Regions from separate parts of the Mus musculus genome. Here regions 1 and 3 are each linked to region 2. The links are chromatin contacts, found by Hi-C in ENCODE. All regions are on one chromosome and are shown on one strand. The core of a region is the stretch at or near the end of the contact, and the rest is flanking DNA. Distances in the headings are between cores, read along the strand shown.

The links. Hi-C counts contacts between places; a loop is a spot of excess contacts on that map.
Region 1: a loop to region 2 is called in a map of regulatory T cell, with 6 times the contacts of the local background. The contact joins the enhancer-like site here to the promoter of Eef1e1 in region 2. A Hi-C loop is called at or near these places in 2 of 37 maps with a recorded cell type or tissue (T-helper 17 cell and regulatory T cell).
Region 3: a map of left cerebral cortex shows a loop between it and region 2 (2.8-fold over the local background). The contact joins the promoter of Tmem14c here to the promoter of Eef1e1 in region 2. A Hi-C loop is called at or near these places in 3 of 37 maps with a recorded cell type or tissue (T-helper 17 cell, left cerebral cortex and regulatory T cell).

The regions. Positions count from the first base shown.
Region 1 is chr13:40,721,469-40,724,168 of GRCm38, reverse strand. Tfap2a (transcription factor AP-2, alpha) reads left to right here. Exons shown (of 7, transcript NM_011547.5): 4 at 847-1,078. Among named protein-coding and RNA genes, the nearest start is that of Gm26688, 5.0 kb to the left of the region's middle. Within about 2 kb of position 1,253, at least 1 of the 3 ENCODE cell types and tissues checked has a DNase peak (open chromatin) inside an H3K27ac peak, as active enhancers do.
Region 2 is chr13:38,657,713-38,660,412 of GRCm38, reverse strand. It overlaps Eef1e1 (eukaryotic translation elongation factor 1 epsilon 1), which reads left to right and starts at 1,385. Exons shown (of 4, transcript NM_025380.2): 1 at 1,385-1,506. The coding sequence starts at 1,420.
Region 3 is chr13:41,014,765-41,017,591 of GRCm38, reverse strand. Tmem14c (transmembrane protein 14C) reads right to left here and starts at 1,342. Exons shown (of 6, transcript NM_025387.3): 1 at 1,194-1,342; 2 at 419-477. The coding sequence starts at 441.

The DNA of each region.
Region 1 (2,700 bases), core at 4-2,503, 2.1 Mb before region 2:
GTGATCTATCCAAAACCTAGAGGCCCTCACCTCCCCATACAAGTAGAATATCCCTATTTAAAGGCAAAACAAAACAAAAACATGAGAGGTGCTATGATGAGACTGTGCATATTATTATATGTCTCTGTGTGGAATTTTAAGATACAAACGCATTGAACTTAAACGGTTGTAGGTGCATCTGAATTTCATGTGTTAAGAAATGAACCCCTTGTTCTGATGGTCTTGAATTTGTTTTCTAACAATGGTAGATCCAACAATGAAGAGCTTATGGTTTTAACTGATTATATATCCTAACCCCCATCCCTTTGAAGGGGCTTAGACAGACAGGGTTCATTTAGTATTTGCTCAACAAAAGGATGCATTCCTAATGTTCAACTGTAGGCCTATTCTTGAGTCCTGTTCACGGGCTTGGAATGATCTCCAAAGCCCGAGTGTCTTTTAAATGGAACATAAGGGTCTATTGATGAAAGGACGGACGTGTAGTGTGTGATAACAGAATCCACCACTTGCTAGCTTACTGAAATGTTCATTTACTGGCTGCTGCAGCAATCGAAACTGTCTGCTGGTTTTAACAGCAATTTCTTTTGGCACTGAGCCTTTCGCCAGCAAAACCCCCACTACACCAACCCTGTCTCGGGTTTACACATAAAACCCATTCGTTGCCTCCCTAAACCCAAGCTCCTGCATCACTTCGGAGCCCTTTGAGAGCCTAGGGGGTCGCGACAGCATCAGCCATCTCTAGACAGCTTGCTGCAAGGGTCAGGGCAGGATGCCGCCTCGGGATTCCTGAGCTGAGCAGCGCTCGGTCGGTCCGCCCCCCACACGCGCCCGCATCTGTCTTCGCAGGCCCCGTGTCCCTGTCCAAGTCCAACAGCAATGCTGTCTCCGCCATCCCTATTAACAAGGACAACCTCTTCGGTGGCGTGGTAAACCCCAACGAAGTCTTCTGTTCAGTTCCGGGTCGCCTGTCGCTCCTCAGCTCCACCTCGAAGTACAAGGTCACGGTGGCGGAAGTACAGCGGCGCCTCTCACCGCCCGAGTGTCTTAACGCGTCGCTCCTGGGCGGAGTACTGCGGAGGTGAGGCTCGGACCGGCCCCGCCCCGCCCCACCCGGCCCCGCCCCGCCCCGCTCCACCCCGGGAACCCGGCCCCAGTGCGCCTGCGCTGGGCCGGTAGCTGTACTGCACGCGCGACGTGAAAGGGGCGGAGAGAAAAGAGTGGCGCTTTGTGGGCGTGGCTGAAGGCGGGGGTGGGGTGTGAGGCAACGCGCCTGCGCACTCGGGAACTCCGCTTTCTGCAGCACGCAGGCGCAGTTTTCTACGTCTGGGGCTCAGTCCCAGCCTTGGCAGCCGTGGGGCGCCGTGCTGCTGCCTTTTCCCTGGTTGCGCACAGGTTACAAGCTCAGAAAAGCTTCCGGGCTCCTTGCTTTGCCTTACTACACTGTAGGGTCTTGAGTGGAGATTTAACAGACAGGTTTTCAAGTAAAGAAAGAGAGTGACTTCTGCTTGCTGCGTGCCTCCCATCCCTGGTTGCTGGCACTTCCTGCCATAAGGAACCTCTACCTCCACTCCAGTCTCTGTACGGGGGGGGGGGGGGGGGGGGTGTTCTTTTGACGTTCTGATTTGCTGTGATGTGTGACAGGTTTCTGTTCATTATATGTAGTCGCATCCATTAACACAGGAGTCTCACCTCTCTGAAGTGAGTGAGTCCTGTTTTTCACAAGGGCCAGGGAGGTAGAGTCTAAAGAGAGAAAAGTTTCAGAGCCAGGTGTGTTCTTAGGGATCTATCCAATGGTGTGAGTTGTAGGCCTAGTATTAAATTTGGCCAAAGAGTATGTCTCTTACTCTCCTCTCTACAAAAGACCTGTAATTCGTTGTCTAACTTTATTCCTGTATATTAATAACTCTCAGTTGGGCCTTGGTGGGTATGGCCCACCTACATACTCTAAGAGGGTTTTTGCAGAGTTAATACCAGCGGCTTTCCTTAGTTATCTTTTACTGTCACAGATCTTTCTCTGCCCTCTGCTTTTTCCTCCCCTCCCCCCATCCCCAATATCGGAGACTGCTCACCTATGGGAGTATAATCTAATCCACACAATTAAAGACCCACTTGAGTAGGGAATAAAATCTGAAATTAATTAATTTGCTGTTTTATTTAAACAATTTATCTTAACCACTTTCTGATTATGGGAGTCTATTTAGACATCTATTTAGAAGTGACTCCATTGTTTCTGAAATCAGGGAAAAATTTTGAAGGCTGATATCAGCCATCAGCCTCTTGACATTTCCAGTTATGCTCCTGACATGGCATGTAAACACTTGGCAAGGTGCATTTCCCATTGGGATCAAAGCCAGGACATGAAATGAGAGCGCGATGATAACTTTGGTCACTGGGAACAACCTAACAGCAGATCTTGTGAAGACAATTTAAAGACCCCACTGGGCTTTGCTGGGATTATAGCAACAGGGAAAGCAACACAGTTATCAGTGGAACTCAGGAATACCTCCAACTCTTGCAATCAGAACTGTGTGTGTGTGTGTGTGTGTGTGTGTGTGTGAAAATGGAAAGTTCCCAACCTGCCACAATAGTTGCAATGACAACTATGCCTTTCATCTTCCATGATCTTTCTATATAGTTCCTTCTTGCTCTCTCTTTTCCTGCCTTGGAACCATGACCCTCAGTTTTTAAGAACACATTTTA
Region 2 (2,700 bases), core at 136-2,635:
CTCTGGTCCAGTAGAAAGGTGCACCTCCGCAGGTTCTAGCAGTGGGCGTGGCAGAACGAATGAGCAGGAAGCTCCACCCCTGAACAAGCAGGTTTCAGGCTGGGGGAGGGGAGACTACACCCCAACAAACAGAATAATCAAGCCTGTCACAGCAACATCTTGGTTCCTGGTACCAGCTTCTGTCTTGGTCACTGTTCATTTGCCTATAATCACCATTTTTATTCAAACCACCACATAAGGATTCAACTTGTCTCAGTTAGAGTTTCTATTGTTGTAAAGAGACACCATGAGTTACTATTAACTTTTATAAAGAAAAACATTTAGTTAGGGCTGCCTTACGGGTTCAGAAATTTAGTCCATTATCATTACAGTGAGTCTCATGGCCCCAGGCAGGCAGACATGATGCTGAAGGAGCCAAGAGTTTTATATCTGGATCAGCAGGAGGCAAGGAAAAAAAAAAAAAAAGAATGCCACTAGGATCTGAAACCTCAAAGCCCACCCCCACTGCCACATTTTCTCTAACAAGGCCACACCTACTCCAACGAGGTCACGCCAATAGTGACACTCCCGGTGAGCATATGGAGGCTCATTTTCTTTCTTTTGGGGGGGGGGGAGAGGAGGGGTTCGAGACAGGGATTCTCTGTGTATCCCTGGCTGTCCTGGAACTCACTTTGTAGACCAGGCTGGCCTCGAACTCAGAAATCTGCCTGCCCCTGCCTCTGCCTCCCGAGTGCTGGGATTAAAGGCGTGCACCACCACGCCCGGTTGGGGGCTTATTTTCGTTCAAACAACCACAGATCTCAAGTTCCCTTGCTAGGTCACTGGCCCTTATCCTTATTTTAATTTAAGATTGTTCTATAATTTTCTTATTTGGAGAACTATTTGACGAGTTTGGGAATCAATGCTTTATATTTATAAAACAAATAATCTAAATTATTCTTCTGATCTACAATAGTTTTATAAGCATTGTAATGAATGATTCAATCTTTAAGATTCGGATACATTCAGCCAGGCAGTGGTGGTGCATGCCTTTAATCCCAGCATTTGGGAGGCAGAGGCAGGCGAATTTCTGAGTTCGAGGCTAGCCTGGTCTACAGAGTGAGTTCCAGGTTAGTCAGGGCTATACAGAGAAACCCTGTCTCAGAAAACAAAACTAAGATTCGGATACATTCTTCTGTGAAACTGTCTACACTCCGTGCTCTCCTCTGCCTACTGTGAGCAATCCACCGGACTCCGAATGTGGTTGGCCCCGCCCTTAATTACGAACCGCCCCCTGCCTTGAGCTGACTCCGCCCCTTTCGCGCAGGCGCGCTTGCCGTCCTCCCAGCCAATCGTGGGAGACATCTGTGGGGCCGGACTTCCTGCTCAATCAAGGTCCTAGCTGTGCAGGCCCCGCCTCCCTAGGAGCTGGGCCAGAAGATGGCGGCGGCCGCGGAGTTGAGGCTGCTGGAGAAGAGTCTGGGACTGAAGCCGGGGAATAAGTACAGTGCTCAGGGCGAGCGGCAGGTGAGGCGCAGCGGTAGGAAAGCAGCAGGGCGGCGGGGTGACCCGGAGCCTACGCGACCCGGCCGGGGCATCGGAATGGACTCCGCTCCCCACGTGCGTGCGGGGCGGGCCGCGTGGCTCGGTCTGGACCTCCAGGCAAATGTCACCGTCCTCCCCTCGGGGAGCAGAAAGCCAGTTCGCGGAGGCCTGGGCAGAGTCAGGGGTTCAGATCCCTGTAGGCGGCCGTTAGCCGTGCCTGGTCCTTTCATTCAGCGACCGCCTTTCCAGCGGCTGGCCGGGCGAGCGGTACAGATTCCTGGAAGCCGCCTGGCGGAGGGAACACGGAATAGGACCCTGCTCATTCTGGCGACACACCCGCTTGGATGTGCATTGTGCAGAGAATTGAGGAAGATTCCGGGTGTGGGGCAGTGGAATGCTTGGTGAGATAGAAGAATCCTGATTTCTTAGGGTGTAGAAAGTGAGTCCTTTGTAACTCATCATTTGCCGTAGAAAGATGGTACTAGAGGAAGAATGGTAGTGGGAAACCATAGAGTGTGCCTTGAACGGGATTCCAGATCTAGATGGCTTGTTCCTGTTTGGGCCCAAAGGTTTTGTTTTGTTTTGTTTTTTCCTTTAATGTCTAAATCGTAGCGGTATTGTGGGGTTCACAGTAACTTAATGTGGCACCTGGAAAGGTTAAATGACTTGCCTGCCGTAGGCTGCGAAGGCCATCCTCCCCAGAGGTGATGTGCTCTGTCCTCAGCCCAGTTTCCTTTGCACACCCTCTTTTTTGGCTTTGCCGAGACATGAGAGACAGTCTTGCTTTCAAGGCATGAGGGACAGTCACCAGCAATTAAGGGCCCAATAGGACAAGCGACAGGGGAGGAATACATTGAGGACAGTGGCACAGTGCCACAGAGGAGGTGGGATTTAAGCTTCAGTGAGAAGCTGGTGTTCAAGAGATTAGACTTGGAAGGATGTAGAAAACCAGTGAATTACTATGTAAGTTTGGGTCCAGTAAGCCACCCAAAACAGAGTAGTGCAATACAGAATAAACCCAAGTTCAGTCTTAGACCAAGTTCAGTTTGAAGTTCAGAGTTGGGTTTTAGTGCCTTGTGTAATGGAAACGTTTCACAGTGAGTCCCAGTTGAAAGTTTCTGGTTTTCTGTGAGTACAGACCAAAGACTAGAGATGAAATCACCGTGTTTCCTTAGT
Region 3 (2,827 bases), core at 93-2,592, 2.4 Mb before region 2:
GGCTCCCGGAGGCTGGCAACCTGAGTTTGGTTACATTACAATGGTCCACATAGCAGAAGATCAACTCCCGCAACTCCTGAAAATTGTCCTCTGACACCTACAAACTCAACATGGCACGAATGCATCCACACAAAGAAGTAAATGTAATTGCTTAAATCATCCTCAGGGACAAAAGGATTGTCGTTTCCAGCAAATTCTGCCAGTGCCCAATCAGAAAGAAAGATAGGCCAGGTGGCAGGCTCGGTGAAAGAACTAGCCAGTGGCAGAACTGGATTCAAGTCCATGTCCCAGGCCGCTAGTTCAAGGATCATGTCACAACCTACGCTGCCTGGTGGGCAGTGCCAAGCTGGAGGTTCCCGTCATGTGCTCTGGTTTTAGAGGCTCCCAGTGATTCTACTCCGATGCACAGGGCACTTACAATGGGCCACTGTCTTTCTGCATTGTTCAGTCGCTTTGGAGACCACACCAGGCCTGCACCTGTGGAGGAGAGGTCAGAGCAGTCAAGAGACACGCTGACCTCTAGCAATCAGGAAGAAATGAGTTCAAGGTACAGCTCTGGGTGTGATTGCAACTGCCGCCTGGACACACACAGTCACTAGTCGCCCTAGCTCTGCTGTCCAGTGAAGGTAACTGGATAACAAGTAAAACACCTCTGTGAATATTAAGTGTTGTAGAGACACCAAATATTTTTACCACAGCCTCTACTATAGCACAGGCCCACCGAAACGAGCAGGAGTCACGGAGCAGCTCTGGAGCAGCTGACTGTCTCATCAGTTAGTTGATTGCTAAATCAGAAAACAAATGGCCTGTACCTCCATTCTTCTTAGCGTCTCCGAGAAGCAGGGTAAATGCTGCTTTCTCTCCAACGTCCTCCATACTCAGTTTGCAAACTTTTAGAAACCCTTGCACCCAACCCTCGGCTCCTATTAGGCTGGAGCAAGGGACCAGAAAATGCTCGGAACCCTAGTCGCAACTGCACTTAGACGCGCTACAACCCTACAAAGTGACTCCTGCTCTCTTACGGAAAAGCCCTCCGTGGCGCGGAAGCAGCGCACGCGCGTTTAGGTTTCCACTCCCGGAACCGCAGTTAGAGAACATTTTAGAGAGGCGGGAAGCGGGCCGGGGAAGCGAGCTCAGCAGAGTGTGCACGGAACGATTCCCCTGGTGATAGAGTCGGCAAAGTAAGAACACACCCAACCAACACTGGAGCCGGAGCCGGAGCCGGGAGGCCTGTGCTGTAGGACGAGGGCGCGAGCAGACAGCGAGAAGCCGAGGTCAGGAGCCGGGTGTGCAGACGTCACAGCGTGCGCTGCGTCCTAGCGGGAGGGGCGGGACCTGGATAGCCGGGAGGAACCTGAGGTGATTGGCTGGGCATCATCCTAGGCGGTCTTCGGGTGATGGGGCGGGGCTTGGTTCCGGCTTGGGAGTAGTGGGGTGGAGGAGCACCAGGTTTGGCTGCTGAGTTTGGGGTCCGTACTCCGAGGGTGAGCCAGTTTGATACAAGGATAATGGGATTAATAAAAGCCATCAGGAAAGGGTACCAGGCTGGTAGAAGAGGCATATCAGCCACAAGTCAAAGCAACTCAAAGTGTTTATGTACTGCCATGTGCCCAGTATAGATCTTAAGTATAGACATTTAAACAGTGAACCAATCTATTTTTAAGAAATTTTTGCCCTGGGAGAGCCTAAGTATTTACTCCTCAGAAGGTCTCAATTACAAATCAAAGTTCACCCCGAGGAACCAATGAGTTTATTAAAGTTCCTTACAAAGCATGACTGAGGAGTTTCAGGCAGAAGGGACAAGTCATGCTGGAAAACCTATACCCAGCGAGAATGATGGCTTACTTATGGCTGTGCAGAGCCCCGTTTCCTAGTCCCTGTCCACCTATAAACTCTAGCCCTTCCTCAAGTCACATGCAACTAGGTCAGAATGCATGAAACTGGGTGGAAGGGGTAACGGGATATAGGTGAGGGGCCCCACGACCCTCTCCACTCCTTTTCTAAATGAAGGTGAACAGTCAGGCAAACAGTCAACAAGCCCAGCTGGGACCATCTTTTGCAAGCAGGCACAGCTGACCCTCATGAAGATGGCGGCAACCTGGCGCAGATAGTAGTGCGGAACTGAATCCCACACGCTCTATCAGAGAAGCACTGTACGTATTGGCCCTTAAGAGCACTGAGGGTCTTGCTGTAGAGGACACACGTAGTCAAGGACTTAATCCGGGGCTTGCGTGTGATGGCCCTAGTCATGGACTGTGAATGTTTTGTCTCCTGTATATCATACTTGAACGTCTCACGTAATTTTGGTGTCTGCAAATACAGCATCTTGGACTATTTAACTACTCTGTTTTGCCCAGGCTGGCCTGGAACTGCTGGGCTCAAGTGATCCTCTCTCGGGAGCCTCCTGGGTTACTGAGGCTCCAGGCACATGCTATCTGGATTCCTAGTTATGCCAGCCTCATACACTTCTGTCTGTGCACTTCTCAGGAGACCGTTAACTCTTTGCCACTGTGGGTATAACAGTGGCCGGCTGCACCAAGATTCCTAGATGCCTGCCAACAGAAGGATCCCGGAAATAAACTAGGACTAGGTAGAAGATACAACTCACTCCTGTAGGCACTAGGGAAAGGTCAAGGCTCCAAGTTGCAATCAAACCACATAGAATTGTTACAAAAGCTTGGACAACCAGGAGATTCCAGCTAACTGTATCATTGAAGCCCATGTTTTCTTCTAACATTTTGTTTTCTTTACACAAGCTCTCGGGTGGTCAGAAACTGCCTCAATTCTAATTCTCGGAACTCCTTCTACCTCCTGAATGCCAGGATTA